3 separate regions of the Homo sapiens genome follow, and regions 2 and 3 are each linked to region 1. Evidence: chromatin loops called from intact Hi-C (ENCODE). Cell type or tissue: heart left ventricle. All regions are shown on one strand. Links, peaks and the distances in the headings refer to the core of each region. The heading gives the core; the rest is flanking DNA.

Region 1 (6,786 bases), core at 1,240-6,239:
CTAAGAAAAAGATCCGGATTAAGTTCTTAAGCTAGTAAATGCGCCTCTCTACAGATGAGGAAGTAAATGCATCAAAGGATAAAGGCTGTTCCCCAAGAAATGAAACAGATGACTCCCTCCCACCTGAAAGATAAGGATGTCTCTGGAAAACTCAGGATGCCTAGTTTGAAGTTGTCCAAGACTCATCAGTTTCCAGCACTTAATACTGATGTGGTATTTTGTAACCCTCAATGCAGCGGTCACAGAAGGGACAACCCTTCTATGATGGCAAGGCAGGGAACCCAATTATTCCCAGACCAAGGTGGGGTGCACAAACATTCCATTCAAATGAAGGTCAGCACAGCAAGCAAACAGGGACCATGAATCAAGCTTCCAGGAGATGAGGGAAGGCAATGGCATGGAGGCTGTGTGCTCTGCTGGGACACAGGACCCTTCCCTCAGCCTGTCCCTCCTGTTCATGGCACCCTCTCTTCATTATCACCTACCTGCAAAGGGGCCCTGCAAGCCTATGACAGAGCCGCTCAGTGAATCCAGAGATTCAGTTCACTCAACAGACCTAAAAAGCAACACTCTCCTTAATTGTAGGCTCCACCAGGAAAAGACTATACTGTTATTTGCACAGAGGTGAAAAGAAAGATTGCCTAATAGGAAGGACACTGAGTGTTCTCACCATGATTTCAACCAAATTTTCTTTTTCTTTTCTTTGAGATGGAGCCCAAACTGTAGTGTACAGTGGTGCGATCCTGGCTCACTGCAACCTCCACCTCCCGGGTTCAAGCAATCCTCCAACCTCAGCCTCCCGAGTAGCTAGGATTACAGGTGTGCACCACCAGGCCCGGCTAATTTTTTTTGTATTTTAGAGGCGGGGTTTCACCATGTTGGCCAGGCTGGTCTCAAACTCCTGACCTTAAGTGATTCGCCCACCTCAGCCTCCCAAAGTGCTGGGATTACAGGCATGAGCCACCACCTATAACCAAATTTTCTACATGTTACTTTTCCCAAGAACTTGCCAAAAGAATTAAATAAATCATCCACTGTTTTTTTTTTTTTTTGAGACGGAGTCTTGCTCTGTCACCCAGGCTGTAGGGCAGTGGTGCGATCTCGGCTCACTGCAAGCTCCGCCTCCCGGGTTCACGCCATTCTCCTGCCTCAGCTTCCCAAGTAGCTGGGACTACAGGTGCCTGCCACCACGCCTGGCTAATTTTTTTGTATTTTTAGTACAGATGGGGTTTCACCATGTTAGCCAGGATGGTCTCAACCTCCTGACCTCGTGATCCACCCACCTCAGCCTCCCAAAGTGCTGGGATTACAGGCATGAGCCACCGTGCCCGGCCTCATCCACTGTTTTTACTCAGCTCCCATCTCAGGCCGCTTCCTTCTAAAGGGGCCAAGATGCAAGTTAATAAGCAGCTGAAATGAACAGGCTGGCAAAGTAAACCATACATCCCTGGTTTTCCCAAACCTCATCACACAAAGGAAAAGTCAAGGGTGTAATCCACAATAAGGAGATTCATCTGCAGAAAATAAACTATCAAGAAAAGAAAAAAGCAACATCATCTTCAATTAAAGTCAAATTCAACAGTTGTAGCCATCCTATGTCTCCATTTGCCTAACTATCCAGTACTTGGAGCCGTCCACGGTCACTGTGCCAGGGTTAAAGTTGGGCCAGGAGTGGCCGGGCCTCCCTGCAGCCAGCCCATTTTTGTGGCATTTCTCTTGTCAGGCAAGAACCAGAATGACTCTCCTGAAGCTCTGAGGTGAGTACCTCTCCTTTAAAAGCAAATAAAAAGTAGACAGCCCAGAAATCCTCTTCCTAATGGCTTTGGGTCAAACACCCTGGTGAAGAAAGGAAGGCAGAGAACAACAAACACTCCAGTCTTGCAGCTATATTCTATAAAGTCTCCATTGTTAAATAAAATGTATAGAGGTCAATGGTTTGGACTGAGCTCCTGCACTAGGCCCAACAGACCTAACTGAAATGGAGTCACTCTTAAAGTTCCATGTCACCAAGCTGAAACTAATTTCTCTATATGACCTTGTGGGGAATCCAAATGAGAGTAAACAGCTGAATCTCCAAACAAGCCAGTTTTACCTGACGACATGATAAATTGAGTTCCCTCTGCTTTAACCTTTACAAGGAAAGCAACTATGAAATGACCAATCTGCTTTTTGTTTTCTGTTTCTGCTTTCTTCAACCCTTCTCTATCTATAAAACCAACCTCCTCTGCCCAGCTCATTGGAACGCTCATTCTATTTTATGGAATGAGTTGTTGTCCCATTCCAGAACTGCAAATAAAGCCAATCAAGATTTTTAAACAAAATCTGTCATAATTTTTTTCTTTTTGACGTCATGAAAGCTGAATTAGCAAATGCTGAGTCATTGTTTCTAGGGAAATACAAGATTAGGGTCCTACAAACCTCTGATCACATGTTCATCAACCGATCAATATATTATCTTGTTTTATGTGTGTTTCTGTTTAAAGACATCTTAGTTAATATACTGTTGATTCATTAACACTGAACTCATGGCCAAGAGCACTTTAACTCATGTGTGAACAAAGCTCATCTAACACGTGTTTTCTCTGTAAGGCACCTCACATCCTTCTTGCATTCAGGAACACTGGGTATCCCTCTAACACTATGCTTTGGGGTCATTTTCAACAGCAAAATCACTAATAAAAAGGACAAAAATTCAAAACAAAAAACTGGCACTAAAAGCCTGTGAAAAGGAGCCGTGTTTACAGCCCAAGAGCAGAAACTGGAAGGCAGAGTGCAGTCTCCTTCAGCTTTGGCTGGAAGCACATGTTGGGCAATACAAAATTTTCCCAACCTGCATATCCCTGGGGATGACCACAAAAGCACGTGAAAACTGAATTGTGGGTTACAAAAAATTGAATATCTGAATTCACAAATACAGAATCTGTGAATAATGAGGACTGACTGTATTTTTAAAACCATGCCCAAACCAGCTGCTCAAACTGAGTGTCAGAATAAATCCATAGCCCTAATGAGTACAACTTCACCTTACAGCAAACTTCTCCTGTGCCTGTGGAATTCTCACATTCCTTATGAACCTACTCAAAAGTTAACCTCTGTAACAGAAAGCTGCTCTAGTAACTACTGAAGTGGGACCCCCACAAGAGGCTCCAAAGGAGACCCCTGACTGCACTGATAAGAGATTAATTAGAACGGCAACCCAACTGTAGGAAGCCATGGGAAAGAAAAGGAAAGACAACTAAAAATCATTCTGGCAGCAGGTTTTGTCTCTTGTTTAAAAGGTACAGACAGGTGAAGACCTGCAAGTCACTTAGGGCAACAAACATGGCCCTACCTGAGGGACATGCTGTCATTTTGCAAGCCGATCATACAAACACCAAGAGCTTCACACTCACACAGTCTCCATGATGCAGCAATACATCTTTTTTACAAACTTGACTCTGTGATATTTTATTGTCTGGATTTCTGAATAGACTGATGTGGGGGGGAAAGTGGACATTTACCGAGCAGCTAATGCCAGGCACTATGTCGAGAACTTTACCTTCATAACCTCACTGAATTCTCCCCAGCCTGGTAAAATGAATTTTCTCTTCTCCACTTTAACCTCTGGAGCTAAGGACTCAGGTTACATCAAACACCACCGATTTTATTTCCTTCAAGCGGCTAAAATAACTCGAGAGATTGTTTGGATATTTCAACTAGTTGAGTATTCAATTAATCACTTTAATTACTAATGATTACTTTATAAGTATTTCTTATAAACTGGATTCATGAGTTTTCCTCTAGGTAGAGATCTTTCCCTGCAAGAAACGAGAGAAAAAACATTTTCTCTTTACAGAAACTTCTCTCATCTCTAGTCATAATTCTTTAACTGTTTCATGGAAGACTGGACACAGATCAAGCAGCACTCAGCAGACATCTTCGCCCTGACTCCTATAAAAGTGTCACTTCACCGTGAGTGCAAAGGTGGCCCTGAGCGAGTGCCTAACCAAGGCCCCTCTGCCAGGCTTCTCCAGCTCCGGACTCTAAAGGCTTCCCCACAACTACAGGAGAGGTACGCTGTCGAATCCGAATGCTAAGTCTGTCCACATTACTTAGCATGAATAAGCATTTCAATGTTTTACTTGGCGTTGGAAAGGTAGATTGGTTGCCAGCACGACAGCACCACCTTCTGGTTGGTGAAAAGGAATTAAGATACAAAGTCACATCTGGAGCATTTCAAGTTTTGTAAGCCAGATGGATGGCAAAGTTGAAAATCTAGTTTCCATAAAATCCGAACAATGTCAGTAGCAATTAAACACCCTCACAGATCAGTAATGGAATAGTAACTGTAGGTCACTACTGGCTACTGCTCCACTTCTGGGCACACTGCAGCCACTTCCAGCCTCTCAGCCCTGACATTGAAGCCCACTGCGCCCTATGAAAGAAATTCCTTATCATGTCATCAGAGTCACATCCATCCCCCTGGCTGTGCAAAAAGGTTCTCTGCTGTTCACAAAGTCCAAATTTGATGGCCAGCAATAAAGTATCAGACACTGGCCCAACAACCACTCCCACTGGTACTCGTTGGCAGGTAGGGAGTATCGTCCTCTGATGGTTCTAACGAGGACTATCATCCTCTTATGGAGCCCATGAGGACTCGGCATCCCCTTCCTGTTCCCCTCAAGCATGGGACTCCTTGGTAGACTGTGCTGGAGAAGGATCTTGAGTGTGAGGTCCAAATGGGGCTTCCTCCTATAGGTGATACCATCCCTACAGAAATCCAGAAATCCAGACCACGAGACCCCATCATGACAGCTGCAAGAGGCCTCTGAACTCTAAACGATTCCTTAATCTCAGCTTCCAAGAGACCCCAGCAGCTGGTTTCCAGGCCTGCCTTCTTCAATGCAGTGGCCCCATCCACTTGTCAAATGGCCCTTGGGTGTCAGACTCTTCCTGATTCTGCTCATCAGGTAAGCTATTCATCCTGCTCCCTCAAGGAGAGCCAAGCAAGGTGGACAGAGAGAGGACTGTGCTTTAATCACGACATCCTTCTCTTGGTGAGCAGCACAGAAGTCTCCTCCAGACCTGTGGAGACCACAGGGTGAAGGAATGAGCATTTCTTCCTGAAGCTGTCCACAGGAATCCCAAGCCCCAGGCTACTCTAGAGAGAGGCAGCACCTGAGGAGGGAGAGCTCTGCCAGTTACCTCTGCTTCCCCCCAGCCCACCAACACCCGCCACAGTGCTTTGCACACCTGGAAAAGAGTAATTCTTCTTTAAATGAGGACTTTAATCTGTGTTTCTCCTGAAGTGCCTGAGTTCAAACTCTGTTTACCATAACCCTCAACAAGAAATCCATGTGCATTATAACCCAGTACACACACATACATCTGTACGTACAGAACCCTGAAAAAAAGGTTACATTAAAAAAAAAAAACTATATTATATAAGACACACTGACATTTTCTAACTTCTTCCATTTTATTAAAAATGCTGGTCACCATTCATTCAAATGACTTCACAACCCAGTGAGGGAGTGCAACCCTCACTGGGTGAACACTGTCGTAAACTTCCGCCTTCGTTCATCACTCTGTTGGGTGCCATGCTCCTCTCTCTTCTCGGCTATCCCAGAATTGGCCCCTTCCCAAGGACTGTACCAGGGCATCTCCTCAAAGCCCTCTCCAGCTCTGTGCCAGCACCATTCCAAATGCCAAGGATGTAGAATAATGACTAAGATGTAGCCCCCATGCAGAGAAGCCAAGTCTACTGGGTGGGACAGACTGACATTGCCTCTTCCTCTGAAGACAAAAACACTTGTTATCTGTATTCATTCATTCATGCATGCATTCATTCATTCATCCATCCATCCATCCATCCATCCATCCATCCCCCACCTTGACTCACTCCCACATCATTGTGGAAACAACAGCTTACATTTGTCAAAAGGCAGGCCAGGCGTGGTGTCTCATGCCTGTAATCCCAGCACTTTGGGAGGCTGAAGCAGGCAGATCACTTGGAGTTTGAGAACAGCCTGTCCAACAGAGTGAAACCCCATCTATATCAAAAAATACAAAAATTAGCCAGGCGTTGTGGTTAGTGCCTGTAGTCCTAGCTACTCAGCAGGCTGAGGCAGGAGAATTGCTAGAACCCAGAACGCAGAGGTTGCAGGGAGGCAGAGGTTGCAGTGAGGTGAGATCACACCACCGCACTCCAGCCTGAGTGACAGCACAAGACTCCATCTCAAAAAAAAAAAACAGATGAATCCATCTAATAGGGTTTCCTTTTTCACAATCTGTTTGTCAAGGGATAATTTTCATGAACTCTAAATTAGGAACTAAAGTGCACTGTCACTGATTCTTGGAAGCCAATGGCCCATTTATTACCCTATGTAGCATTTATAGATGTGGCAGGTTCCCAGATAAATTCAATTTGGCCTCAGCCTCTTAGAAAAGGCTGTGAACTAGAGTACATGCAAAGACTAACCTTCTACCATGCTTAAAAATACATAGAAACTGTTTGGGTACGTCCGTCAATTTCATCTACTTTTGACTTTGTGCTACCATGCCATCCTACACACATGGGAAAGAGTGCCATGAGGGTGCCCCCCCAGACAACAACCATGCTTTCCAAGGGCAGCTCTATTTGGTTGACCAACTTCGTACTCAATACTTGGAAATTCTTTCAAAAGCCCCAGACTTCTCAATGAAAACTGGTTAGATGTAATATTTTATTTTAAAACTTGTATTCAACCTGGCCAAGATAGCAAGATCCCATTTCTTTAAAAAAAAAAAAAAAAAGGCAGGCATGGT
Region 2 (6,786 bases), core at 1,298-6,297, 230 kb before region 1:
CCCAAACTGGGCGCAGCGGCTCACGCCTGTAATCCCAGCACTTTGAGAGGCCGAGGCGGGCAGATCACTTGAGGTCAGGAGTTTAAGACCAACCTCACCAACATGGCGAAACCCCGTCTCTACTAAAAATACCAAAAAAAATTAGCCGGGCGTGGTGGCGCACGCCTCTAATCCCAGCTACTTGGGAGGCTGAGGCAGGAGAATTGCTTGAACCCAGGAGGCAGAGGTTGCAGTGAGCTGAGTTCGTGCCACTGCACTCCAGCCTGGGCAACAAGAGCGAAACTCAAAAATAAATAAATAAATAAATAAATAAATAAATAAATAAATAAATAACCACCAAAAAAACAAACTGTTCCAAGGATCCCTCTGGAAGCACCTATATTCCGCCATTGTCCCATGGCTAGCATCACCGTATGGCTATGGACTTGTGTGTCTGTTTTTAACAAGCCTACATTTGTTCAATCCAAGCATTTAAAACCTATTGTACAGGCCGGGTGCGGTGGCTCACGCCTGTAATCCCAGCACTTTGGGAGGCCGAGGCGGGTGGATCACAAGGTCAGGAGATTGAGACCATCCTGGCTAATACAGTGAAACCCCGTCTCCTGTAATCCCAGCATTTTGGGAGGCCGAGGCAGGCGGATAACGAGGTCAGGAGATCGAGACCATCCTGTAATACAGTGAAACCCCGTCTCCACTAAAAAATACAAAAAAATTAGCCGGGCGTGGTGGCAGGCGCCTGTAGTCCCAGCTACTTTGGAGGCTGAGGCAGGAGAATGGCGTGAACCCAGGAGGCGGAGCTTGTAGTGAGCCGAGATTGTGCCACTGCACTCCAGCCTGGGCGACAGTGAGACTCCGTCTCAAAATAATAAATAAATAAGTAAATAAAATAAAAATAAAACCAATTGTACAATACATTCTGTATGTTTGCTTGGGAAGTTTCTCATTGTGGGTATTTTGGGAGGCTCAGGAGGTGGCAGTAACTGGGCGCTGGTACCCTCCTGTCCTCCTTCCCCAGGCCCCAAGGAAAGCGCCCACAGGCGGGCAGGGCAAAGCCTGCGCCCACCCTCTCTGTGCGGGCCTGGGAGCCCAGAGTCCAAGACTTTCCCAGAGGCTGAGCACGGCTGCGGCCCTCCAGGGCTCCTTCTGCCTGGCGTGGCCGCTCCCTAGTTCTGGCTGGGGCCTTGGCATCGCCCTGGGGCTAGAAACCTGGATGCAGGTGGGGCTCCTTCCTGGGAGAAGGCCAGGGTGGGCCTCTGGGGCTTCCGGACCAAGAGCGGGCTGTTTTCCGGAGTCTGGCGGCGCTTCCACTGCTGAACTGGATTTCAGGCCGCCACTCGCTTGAGTCACGGGGAAGCCAAGCCAGGCCTGGCAAGGGCAGGCCTCAGAAGGATCCAGGGGGCACCTCTGAAGGGGATTTCAATTGCAAGATAAAGGTCGGGCCCTGGCTGCCTTTGGTGGCCTGGTTTTTCCTTCTGCACCTGATCCAGGTGTCCCAGAGCCCAGGCAGGGCCTGAACTGGAGAGATGAGGTGAGCTTCCAAAATCTTGTGGCTCAGGGCACAGATGTGGGTGGGGGCAGCACCTGGAGGCCCCCAAGGCAGCACTGCTGCAGCTATTTTAGTTCCCCAGAGGGGCCGGGCCTTTGCACATGCGGTGCCTGCTGCCCCGACTCGATCCCTCCCACCAGCCCTGTGTATTCTTTTTTTGAGACAGAGTCTCGCTCTGTTGCCTGGGCCGGAGTGCAATGGTGCGATCTCGGCTCACTGCAACCTCTTACCTTCTGGGTTCAAGCGATTCTCCCACCTCAGTTTCTGGCGTAGCTGGGATTACAGGCACGCGCCACCACGCCTGGCTAATTTTTGTATTTTTAGTAGAGACGGGGTTTCACCATGTTGGCCAGGCTGGTCTCCAACTCCTGACCTCAGGTGATCCTTGGCCTCCCAAAGTGCTGGGATCACAGGCGTGAGCCACTGTGCCCGGCCCCAGTGTTTTCCTTTTTCACAGTTTCAGCTCAGACATCCCATCCTCCAGGTGACAGCACCAAGCTCACCAATCACTGTTGCCATGTACTCCTACAGGTTGTCTGTCTCAGGCAATCCCGCTAAAAGTCCTATAAGGCAGGCCTTGTGACTCCTACTTTACCAAGGAGGAAACAGAGGCCCAGAGAGGCGAAGCAGTGCCCGGGGTCCCCCGAGCTGGCGACACGCAGCAGGGGGAGACACAGCCGCTCTCTTTCAATGCAGCTTGCAAGAAGAGCCGGTGAGGATACTGCAGGCTGGATGGAGACAACCCCTGCAGGAAGGGCCAGGGTAGGACACCCCCAGCCCAGCCTCGCTCTGTCGCGGTGCCCTGGACCATAACGGCAGCGAAGTGCTCACCTGTTGACTCAAGTCTTTCCCTGAGACGTCTAGTTCCTCAAGGGCAGGGACCTGTGCTGTTTACCACCTTAGCTCTGGGGGCTCTAGCAGCAGCTCTGTGCCTGGCACACAGAGGGCCAGCAGGTGTTAGTTCCATGAACAACTGACCTCTAAGCTTCAGTCTTTTGTTTTATTTTTTATTTTTATTTTTGAGACAGAGTCTCACTTTGTCGCCCAGGCTGGAGTGCAGTGGCACAATCTTGGCTCACTGCAGCCTTCGCCTCCCGGGATCAAGCCACTCTCCTGCCTCAGCTTCCCAAGTAGCTGGGACCACAGGTGCTCACCACCACACCCCATTAACTTTTTTGTATTTTTAGTAGAGACGGGGTTTCACCACGTTGTCCAGGCTGGTCTCAAACTTCTGACCTCAAATGATCCACCCGCCTCAGCCTCCCACAGTGCTGGGATTACAGGCATGAGCCACGGTGCCTGGCCTAGCCTCAGTCTTTCGATCTGGAAAATGGGTAAGTTCAGTAAGTTACTATTCTTCATGTGCTTAGGTCTCGGGGTGGGGGGGAATGGGGACTGTTATTATCAGTGATCAGCTGTTGCCTTTTGTGCTACATTTCCTCTCCAAGTTGCTATTGGAAAAACCATCCCAAGGTCCCCCGTGCCCCACCGACCCCGGGTCCAGAGTGAACACAGCCTTCCTTGCCTCCCCTAGAGCAAGGAAGAAATCCCTCCAGATTTCTGGAATTAAGGCCCAATGAGGAAAAGGGGACATGAGCAAGTCCTGTGCGTCGGCTGCAAGATAAGAAAGATGACCCATAATCCCAGCACTTTGGGAGGCCGAGGCGGGTGGATCACCTGAGGTCGGGGGTTTGAGACCAGCCTGGCCAACATGGTGAAACCCCATCTCTACTAAAAATACACAAATTAGCTGGGCATGGTGGCGCATGCCTGTAATCCCAGTTACTCTGGAGGCTGAGGCAGGAGAATCGCCTACACCTGGGAGATAGAGGTTGCAGTGAGCCGAGATCGCGCCACTGCCCTCCAGTCTGGGCAAGAGGAGTGAAACTCTGTCTCAAACAAAAAAAAAAAAAAGAAAAAGAAAGAAAGAGGATGGAGAGGGCAGGGACACCACAGGCAGAAGGAGAGGAGGCCAGCTCGCTCCCCTTGGCTGGGGTCCCTGGGACCTCCTCTGTGGCATCAGGACTGCCCGCTAAGTTGGGTGGTGTGTTTTATGAGCGTGACCTGTGTTGGCCAACAGAGGACAGCAAAATACATTTTTTATGATCCTGGGAGGTTCAGGCCAGTCACGTTTTCGCGCAGAGAGGCTGGGCGGTGGAGAGGGACAAGTCATGTCTCAGTTATGTGGATTCTCTTTGCGAAAGAGGGGCCACTTCTGCAATGGATTTGGGGGTCCCTGGGCAGGGGTGTGGGGGTGGGGGAAGATTTTAGGAAGGGGATGAGCTGCTGGGGGGGGGCATCTCCCTTACTGCGGGAAATGAAAAGTATTACAGCTATGGCTGGTGAGAGTGTCAGCACCAGAGGCCAGATCTTTGCCAGGTGGAGGGGACACCCTTGTGCCCTACCCCCAAGTTCCAGCACCTCTCCAAGAGCCCTTAGCCCCGGAAGCAGCAACAAAGTGACATTGGACTGGGGAGGAGGAAGCACAACTTTATTTTCTGGCCCGAAGCTGGGTTGGTATTTGGGGGAGTTCTTGGGAACACAGTGTGTCTGTGCAATTTCAACCCTGGGGGATCCAGGGGACTCCAGCCATTCCAGAGGAGGTGAGAGACCGTCATGGGGTGGGTGTAAGAGGCTTGGGGAACCTGCCTGATGCTGCTCCTACTTTTACTGTTTGTTCACGGGGGTTGTGTGTGTTTGTGCGGCGGGGGAAGCGGGGGGTGCTGAAAATTGGGGGAAGGGCCAAAAGCGCCAGCTGGCATTGGCACTGGGTGTTCCCGAAAGAGGGGGACAGACCGGGTCTGAATCTTCAGTGGATGCGCCCCTAGCTCCCGGATACCTCAAGCGCCTTTGGAGGACTCCAGCACGCCCCTCGGGAGGGAAGCCCGGCCTCGGTTCCGTCTGTGGGCTGCGGTGGTACTGGAAGTGGGGACTCTTTCCCCCTCCTCCGTGCCCCCTGTTTGAAGCACCCCGGGCTCTGCCCCCCGCCCCCAGGGTCGAGGCTGACGTCGCCGCCGCATTTCTAGGAATGCCCCTATCCGCTGACTATATTTGGCGAGCGTTTCTAGGAAGGCGCCCCCCCACCCCGGCCCCCGCCCCCACCCCCACCCCCACCCCCACCCCCACCCCCACCCGGGCGGGCGCGCTAGGCTTCCAGGCTCTCGCCCTCTCTGCCTGGCCGGGGAGGAGCCGCCCCGCCGCCTGGGCCGCTGCCGCCGCCGCCTCCCCAGCGCGGCCAACCCCGGGCCGGCCCAGCCCCCGCCCCGGGCCGGCCATAGGGCGCTGGGGGGTTGGGGGGGGCGGGGGCGCGGCTTTGTGGCGGCAGCGGACCGTGGAGGCCGGGTGCAGCCCCGTCGGCTGCGCGCTCTCTGCAGAAAAGGATTTTCTACGCTCCCCGCCCATCACTTGGATCTCGTCTGGGGAGGGGCGGATTTTTTTTCTGGAAGTACCCTTCTTCTCCACGGTGGAGGATTTAAGGCTGGGCTCCAATCGAGGCGGAGGCTGCAGGGCCCGCGGGGCGCCCCCCGCCCGGCGCACGCCTGCCCGGAGCCCGGGAAGGCGCAGCCCTGGGTGGGGGGGCCCGTGCACCCCCGGAGGCGGCAGCGGCGGTGAGTGCTCCCCTTCTTCCCGCCTGGCACCTTCCGCCAGCCAAGGCAGGGATCGCGGCAGGTGGGTGCCCAAGCCCCCAGGGCCGAAGGGGTGTGGGGCGGCTGTCTGCGGGGTGGATGGGAACGGGAGAGGGGAGGTGGCGGCGGGGGAGCGCGCGGTTCTCTCGGGACTCGGCGCGAGACGCTTGTCTGGGCTGCGATTGCCGCCGCTGCCGCCACCCCGGCTCCCCCTCGGACCCCTCCCCCGCTCCCCAGAGGGGCGTGTGAAGCCGGGAGGTAGGAAGGGGGCGAGGCCGCCCCCAGCCTCCCTAGTGCCTGGGCTTGGAAATTGACGAGGCGGTGGAGCGTCCGCGTCCCCGCCCCCACCCCGGAAAGCCCGCTCGGGAAACTGACTCGCTGCGTGACCCCGATCTCAATGCCGCGCGCGGAGCAGGCCGGCCGCGCCCGCCGCTCCACGTGCGCCCGAGCCCCGCTGGCATGGGCGGCGGCGCCTGCGGGGGCCGGGCCCCGGGGATCCCGGACTAGCCGGGAACCACCGTCCCCAGAGAGTTACCGCCGCCCCCTAAAGTTGTCAGCTCCCTCCCCCCGAGAAGCAGGCAGCCCTGGCGCGTTGGCTTTAGCTTCTGCAGGACGGGGGCAAAAAAACTAGGTTCCGGGGTGCGGAGCGGGGTGTCTGTGCCCGAGACAACACCAAGTTAGGAAAAAGAAGTTAGAAAAAAAAAGAAAAAGGCATTTTGATTTGGGGGTGGGGGGAGTGGCGTTTCTGGTTTCTCTTTGCTTCCAATCCCCACCAAGCGGAGCGTTGGAATGCGCCGCTTATGTCCTCTGAGGACACATCCATATTTATAATTTATTTTTAGGAGAAGTTGTGAAAAAGGGAGGGGGGTTAAAATGAGGAGAAAAGGTGCGTGGGGGAGTGGCCTTTCCAGAACCTAGAGGCTAATTAAGCTATTAAAATGGAAATCATTTCCCCCAACTTGGGCGCGCAGCAAATTTGACTTTAATGAGAGACGATTAAGGACACAAATAACCAAACTTTATTTAGCTGGAGATGGGGTGGGGGGAACTGTACGAGGCACCTCGGACACCCGATTTATCCGCTGCTAAGGGACGTTTGGGGCACCCCTCGTGTTGTCCGGGAAGCTTTTAGGCCTGTTTGCTGGGCGAGATTGGTGATTGCTCCGGGAGGGAAGAGACACCCCGGGATCAAGCGATCCTCTTGCCCTCAGCCATGGTGTGGCAAATGTCCCCTCCTCCCACAGCGACCCCCTGGCATTTTGGTGAGATGAACCGCCGCCCTGAGGGAACACCCAGTAACGATTCCTTCAGTGATCCCGGTTCTCCAAACTCTTGCCTCAAAGGCGGCCTGCCCCGGTGCTGTCAGCCGTGAATGGGGACTCACTTCTTGGGAAAAGAGGCTTTTGGAGGCTGTGGTCTCAGAATCGGGGTTTTGAGGGCGAGATGAGTTTATGTTTTATCCAACTGGCCCTCAAAGTCCCGCTTTTGGGGTCATTCTGGACAGCGAGGGACTCAGGCCCCGGCAGTCTCGGGAGGGTGAGGGCAGAGAGCTACCACCCCCAGGGAGCGCGTCCAAAACCCGGCTGGCGGGGGGGCGGGGAAAGAGGGGGAGGT
Region 3 (6,786 bases), core at 964-5,963, 280 kb before region 1:
TAAATGATTTGCCAGCGTTGTCTAGCAGACATTAAGTAGTTTTCAGTAGACATTCAACTTTACCAACAATATGATAATCTTTATAAAAGGTATTTTCTTTTTACTTCCACTAAGTTTTCTTGTAAAACAACCAATAACTGTCATTTACTGAGTGTGTACCTTGTGCAGGCACCTACCAGTTCTGCTGGATTCCAGAGGCTGTGATTTTTTTCTTCCCTGCTCAATGCCAAGTTTGGGAAAAGCAGGAAAATGTAACAGTTAAGAATATGAGCTCTAGGGCCAGCCTTTTTAGGTTTCTACCACAGCTCAGCCTTCTATTATCTGTGGTACCTTCAGTGAGTGCTTCAGCCTCTCTCTTCTTTGCCTCCCGATCTGTAAAATGGGAAGAATAATGATACGGACACCTCATGGGGTCGTGTGAAGATGAGTGGAAAGAGTAGAGCATTTCCAAAAGTGTCTTGCACAAGGCAACTACTCAATAAATGCAGCTGTATCATCATCATAATTCCTGGTAGTATCTCTCTGCTTTGACGTAAAAGCGGAATTACCCTCTAAAAACCCTTACCGTATCACTGGCTCCTCAAGTGCTTCTAGTCTGTAGTTATCTGTTTCTGTGTGCTTAAATATAAAACCAGTTCTACTTTCAGGTGTGCCGTAACGCAGAGTTGTCTGACAGACATAGGCACCTTTCCCATCACAAAAGCGTACTGTAGATTTGCCAGAAAGCTCTAATACTAAGATATCTGCTTTGTTTGTACCTCCAGGTATCAGAACTGAAGACAGAACTGAAGTTAAGGGGTCTGCCAGTGTCAGGCACCAAACCGGACCTCATTGAGCGCCTAAAACCCTACCAGGAAGTGAACAGCAGCGGCCTTGCTGCTGGGGGCATCGTGGCAGTGTCATCATCAGCCATTGTCACCAGTAACCCAGAAGTCACTGTGGCCTTGCCGGTTACAACACTACACAACACTGTGACTAGCTCAGTCTCTACTCTCAAGGCAGAATTGCCACCTACAGGAACCAGCAACGCAACCCGTGTGGAAAATGTTCATTCCCCTCTGCCCATTTCACCATCTCCCTCCGAACAGTCCAGTCTCAGTACTGATGACACAAACATGGCAGACACTTTCACCGAGATTATGACCATGATGTCGCCTTCACAGTTCTTGAGTTCATCTCCTTTGAGAATGACAAATAATGAAGACAGTCTGAGTCCCACCAGCAGCACTCTGTCAAACCTGGAACTGGATGCAGCCGAAAAGGATCGCAAGCTTCAGGAGAAAGAGAAGCAAATCGAAGAGCTGAAGAGGAAACTGGAACAAGAGCAGAAGCTCGTGGAAGTGCTGAAAATGCAACTTGAGGTTGAAAAACGAGGGCAGCAGCAGCGGCCCCTGGAAGCCCAGCCCAGTGCCCCAGGTCATTCTGTCAAGTCAGATCAGAAGCACGGCAGCCTTGGCTCCTCCATCAAAGATGAGGCCTCACTCCCTGACTGCTCCAGCTCCAGGCAGCCCATCCCAGTAGCCAGCCACGCTGTAGGCCAGCCCGTCTCTACAGGTGGCCAGACCCTTGTTGCCAAAAAGGCTGTAGTTATCAAGCAAGAGGTCCCTGTGGGCCAGGCAGAGCAGCAGAGTGTCGTCTCGCAGTTTTATGTGAGTTCCCAGGGACAGCCACCGCCTGCTGTTGTTGCTCAGCCCCAGGCTTTACTGACCACGCAGACTGCTCAGCTGCTGCTCCCAGTGTCCATCCAGGGCTCGAGTGTCACCTCAGTGCAACTCCCTGTAGGCAGCCTCAAACTCCAGGTGTGAAGTGTGTCTTCTAACTACTTTGCCTTACAGCATGCATGGAATGCAAACCCTGCTAAGGAAGGCACCATACCTGAGCTCTTCCATAAATGCGTCCAGAGCAGACCCCACGGAGAAAACGTATGCATGTGTGAGAGGGTTATTCAGAAATCTGAATATCTAGCACTGTTTTTATATAGTGAAAAAAACACAGGATGCTTTTCTAGTCCTGTTACCTTTTCCCTTGAATGAACACAGTATCATCCATGCAGACATTTTTTTACACACCAGTGACGTGATCATTGTGATCATAGTCTGCCGCTGAGCACTTTCTGGCAAGGCACAGCATCTAGTACTTTAAATGGCCGGCTTCACTTAATCCTCCCTTCTCCTAGAAGATCTAAGTGATACCACCCATCTCTGGATAAGGACGCTGAGGCCTAGGAGTACTCAGGGAGTTCCCCCAAGGATGGAGCTGGCATTTAAACCCAGGTGTTCTGCCCGCAGAGCCTTTATTCTTATGCCCATTCTTATATTCTGCCTCCCACATTTAGTTCTTGAAAGTCACTGCTTATATGAAGATGTCTAAACTAAGGAAAACATGACCACAAATTTAGGAGTGAGGATGTAATTGAAAGAGATGAGAAAACACTGATGAGCATGAAATTCCCTTTTGTGCGTACATAACCTATGTATTTACCGTGTCATGCAGTTTTGGTAAGTTTTCACCAAACATGGAGCACGAGTGAACAAGAAACCATTTGAAGCAGTGCTCCTCAGCCTCGACACCCAAATACCTGAAACAGGCGAGAGGAATCATCTCGTACCCCTGTGGTTAGGAGGCAGGGCCCACAGACCCTTTGGCAGATGCAAAAATTCTGATTCCTCTGTTTTATCTTTAGGGTATCTGTGAAATTGAAAGTCTATTCCATAATAAATCCTTAAATTTTTTGGTCCAAATCTTCCATTGCTGTAGTAGAAACGAGAACCGTGTTTTTATCCTTGGGTCTGAGGGCGCCCTGGCCCCATTGCTGGCTCTCCCTAGGGAATGCACACACCGCTTGCAAGCAGCAATTGGGACAGTTAGGTCTCACGAGTTGCCTTGCTGTTATTCAAGTATTACAGTACCTGAGCTATTATGTGTAGAACTGCCTTAGGTTCTTATTATTTCCATTTCCATTTTCTCAAAATTTTCAAATGAAAAATCTTAGCTACTTAGGAATAATAAGAGCATGCAGTGACTGGTCTGATGTTTCCCTCTCTGGTTTAGAATCATTAAAGTTCAGATTTCTGTGCAGATGAAGTGTGTATCTGTAACCTTGGTCTTATTTCATTTAGATACAATCCCCAAGTGACCAGTGATTCTACACCTAAGTTCTGATTTCTAACTTTGATTCTGACAATTAAATTGATGTTTTTTTCAATTCACCTCCTAGACTTCACCACAAGCAGGAATGCAGACTCAGCCTCAGATAGCAACTGCTGCACAAATACCAACTGCTGCCTTGGCCTCAGGCTTGGCCCCAACTGTACCTCAGACACAAGACACGTTCCCGCAGCATGTGCTCAGTCAGCCTCAACAAGTCAGAAAGGTTTGTAAATGCCAAGGAGCAATAGAATGTCGCTGATTTTTACCATCCTCCGATCATCCATTCAACAAGCATCTTTGTAAACGCCCTGGGAAGTTCCTGTTCATTCTTTTCTGTGATCCATCTCCCATAGAATGAGCCTTAGGTCAGATGCCATTTGGCTGCAGATTTCCCAGTTATTTGGAATGGAGAAAGACCTTTTCATTACTGAAAGATAGCTCGCCTTCGCAGTTAACCCCTTTTCCAAGGGAAAGTTTCAAAAGTATTTGTTTTCAATCCTCATATATTAAATTTACTGAATTTTAAAATAAATGTTTTCAAATTAAACATACTGTGGAAAAAAAGATATGCTGTTCCCTTGGAAAAGGTATTTGAAGATGAAAAAGATACTCCCAAAATGTTTATGCTGAGTAAGATCTTGAAATACATTTGTAAGACTTTGCCATCTCAGATTAAGAGCCCAGAAGGTCTTATCAATTCCAGTTCACCATTGCCTAGGTGTTTGGCCTCATGCAGAATTCACTTACCTTCTCTGAGAGTCAGTTACCTCATCTTTAAAATGAAGTTGGTGGTCTAGGATTCAGTGTCCTCTACACAAATAACTACCAAAAAAATTCTCCCGCATTCCCCGGTAGCCAGTAGGTGGAGCTATGTGCACATCTCCTTGCCAGAAAAATCTTATGCCTCAAAAATAGGTCTTACTCTTTTAAACCTTGAAAATTATTAATCCCAGAGTTTTACTCTTCAACATGAAAGAACCCAGGTAATGAGTTGTGCCTGTGATCTGCCTCAGGATAGTGTGAACTGTCTGGGTGAAACCAGCTTTGGGGACAGCTGCAGTCACATGTAACACGTGTGCTGCTTCAGAATCTCCTCTGCGAGAGGAATCATGGTTGTATGTTACTGAGTTTGGGGAAAGCTCGAAATACCATTTTAGTGTAATTAAAAGCTTAGTAAATGTTCCAATGTTAAGACAATTTGTTTTAGGGAGGAAAGGAAAAAATAATATGTAGATAGGATAAATAAGGGCTTTTTCACTAAGTCTGTAAACACTAGAATTAGGAATCATTACTTCTAGTTTAAAGGAAGTAATTTTTTACCAAATTTAAGGAAAATTAATTTTTTCAAATAGGAGTATATTTACAGAACTCATCACCATGGAGATTGTACTGTTTGAGGTATATACACATAGACTTTCCTGCTTATGAAATACAGAGGTTTTTTAGAATATTAGTGGTATAGAACGTGTTAAGTATTTTTGAGCAAACCAAGTTCTATGAAATACAGTTACAATATCAGCAGTATGGCCACATATTTGTAAAAGACCCTAAAACTTGTGGCTCTTGATGGAGGTGCTAAACAAAACATTTTGGAGTTCCACAGCAAGAAGTTCTCACCTTTGCCTGTTGGAACAGAAAACAGCCTCTCCAAAGGGGACCAGTTTTACATGGGGCCTTGCTTGTATTTGAAGACATTTTCAAGAAACTGGAAAATTGAGTGTGACCACAGCAGGTTGAGGTTTTAGGTAGGATGGAAAGGGGGCCAGGTAGTAAGAAGCTTACATGCCAGCCAAAGATTAGGGTTTTACCCAAATCAGGAGAGCCAAGGAGTGTGGTAGGGGCCATGCCTTGAGAACACGTTGTGGCAGGGGGTCTATGCCGCAAGGCTGCTGCAGAATCCCTGTGATAGATAGTGAAGGCCAGGCGCAGGACAGCAGAGAGCAGAGGCAGATTCAAGCGGCGTCGCTGAGATGTGTGAACACTGAGGGAGAAAGCAGAGTTGACTGATAGTCCTATTTACCTAAGTTTTAAAAAAAGCAGAACCAAGAATTATTTTCCCTCAGAAGCTGAGAGGCAGGGGGTAATGGGAAAAAGGAGAAAAATCGTTTGGAATATTTTAAATTTGAGATACCTAAGATGATGATGTAAGTGGCTTTGACGCCTGGGAGCAAGGTTGGAAGTAGAGCAGTGGCTTGGGATTATTAGCTTAGTCATGGCCATTGAAGACTTGAGAGTAGGCCGGGCGCGGTGGCTCAAGCCTGTAATCCCAGCACTTTGGGAGGCCGAGGCGGGTGGATCACGAGGTCAGGAGATTGAGACCATCCTGGCTAACAACAGTGAAACCCCGTCTCTACTAAAAATACAAAAAATTAGTTGGGTGTGGTGGCGGGCGCCTGTAGTCCCAGCTACTTGGGAGGCTGAGGCAGGAGAATGGCGTGAACCTGGGAGGCGGAGCTTGCAGTGAGCCGAGATCGCACCACTGCACTCCAGCCTGGGTGACACAGCAAGACTCCGTCTCAAAAAAAAAAAAAAAAAAAAAAAGACTTGAGAGTAGATGAGCCCACCTTAGAGAGGAATAGAAGAAATTCAGCTATCATTTAAGAGGAGAATTATAAAGAGCAAGCACTGTTTTTCCACAAAGCTCTGTCTGTACCACCATCAAAGGCAAGTTACTGCGTAAAGGGACCACATATGCTCGAAAATAGGGGTAAGCAAACCCTGGCCTGTGGGCCAAATCTAACCCACCACCTGTTTGTATGGATAAAGTTTTATTGGCACACAGCCACACCCATTTATCCATGTACTGTCTGTGGCTGCTTTCAGGCTGCAATGGCAGAGCCAAGTGGTAACAACAGAGGCCAGGTGACCCACAAATCATAAGCTATATACTCTGCAGCCCTTTACAGAAAAAGTTTGCTGACCCCTGTCCTAAAACATGGTTTTCTTTACTTCATTAAGAAAAGCCAAAGAACAAATTAATGGAGAAACATTTATTCATTACAGGTTTTCACAAACTCAGCATCATCAAATACAGTTCTTCCATATCAGAGACATCCTGCCCCAGCTGTCCAGCAGCCCTTTATCAATAAGGCCTCCAACAGTGTTCTTCAATCCAGAAATGCTCCGCTTCCATCCCTGCAAAATGGACCTAACACACCCAACAAGGTAACCCTGTGAGGCTTGTGTGTCAGTGACAGTGCCGCAGGGGCATCAAATCATTCCAAAGCCTAGTGCTTTGGGCTTGGAGTGACTAATGTTAATGGGATAAAATTGTTGAAAATACAGTGATAACTTGTGAAGGAGGAGCTCAGCTATTATCACAGTGAAGATGATCGTTCGCACATAAGGTGGCCACCAGTGCTGTCAGCCTCACAGGTGCTTAAAAGAACCTGCTCATGAATTCCCTGATTTGGCCACTACATAGAGAACAGCAGAGCCGAGTCTAGCCAGGAAAAGAGAGGTTTATTGCCAAGAGGTAATGTGCACTCCTCCTTTATTTGACACAGCCTAGTTCACCCCCGCCACCCCAGCAATTTGTCGTCCAGCACTCTCTATTTGGGAGTCCAGTCGCCAAGACAAAAGATCCCCCCCGCTATGAGGAGGCCATCAAGCAGACACGCAGCACACAGGCCCCTC

What was found. Peaks named below come from ENCODE experiments on the same cell type or tissue, not always from the same donor. Only the 100,000 strongest peaks of a DNase experiment are listed, where the experiment ranks them.
Region 2: it touches region 1 in a loop (14-fold over the local background); 97 of 110 quality-filtered maps call a loop at or near these places.
Region 3: it touches region 1 in a loop (8-fold over the local background); 71 of 110 quality-filtered maps call a loop at or near these places.

What each region holds. Positions count from the first base shown.
Region 1 is chr16:14,525,143-14,531,928 of GRCh38, forward strand. All of the region lies in intron 21 of PARN (poly(A)-specific ribonuclease), which reads right to left. LOC107984865 (a long non-coding RNA gene) reads right to left here. Exons shown (of 2, transcript XR_001752089.3): 1 at 5,912-6,786; 2 at 5,435-5,775. Among named protein-coding and RNA genes, the nearest start is that of LINC03107, 100 kb to the left of the region's middle. In heart left ventricle, for the core only: a CTCF peak has its summit at 4,157 (motif pointing left); a DNase peak (open chromatin) is centred at 4,149; H3K4me3 peaks cover 318 bases; H3K27ac peaks cover 293 bases.
Region 2 is chr16:14,297,383-14,304,168 of GRCh38, forward strand. MIR193BHG (MIR193b-365a host gene) reads left to right here and starts at 3,999. Exons shown (of 2, transcript NR_170633.1): 1 at 3,999-4,149. It overlaps MIR193B (microRNA 193b), which reads left to right and starts at 6,585; the gene lies at 6,585-6,667. RefSeq lists silencers at 4,643-5,132, 5,417-5,577, 5,483-5,722, 6,676-6,725. In heart left ventricle, for the core only: a CTCF peak has its summit at 3,620 (motif pointing right); DNase peaks (open chromatin) are centred at 3,669, 4,789 and 5,249; H3K4me3 peaks cover 2,606 bases; H3K27ac peaks cover 2,326 bases.
Region 3 is chr16:14,245,709-14,252,494 of GRCh38, forward strand. MRTFB (myocardin related transcription factor B) reads left to right here. Exons shown (of 17, transcript NM_001308142.2): 12 at 765-1,799; 13 at 3,218-3,373; 14 at 6,154-6,315; 15 at 6,657-6,786. Among named protein-coding and RNA genes, the nearest start is that of TRT-CGT2-1, 37 kb to the right of the region's middle. RefSeq lists an enhancer at 1-650. In heart left ventricle, for the core only: CTCF peaks have their summits at 4,010 (motif pointing right) and 4,213; no DNase peak of the experiment used is centred there.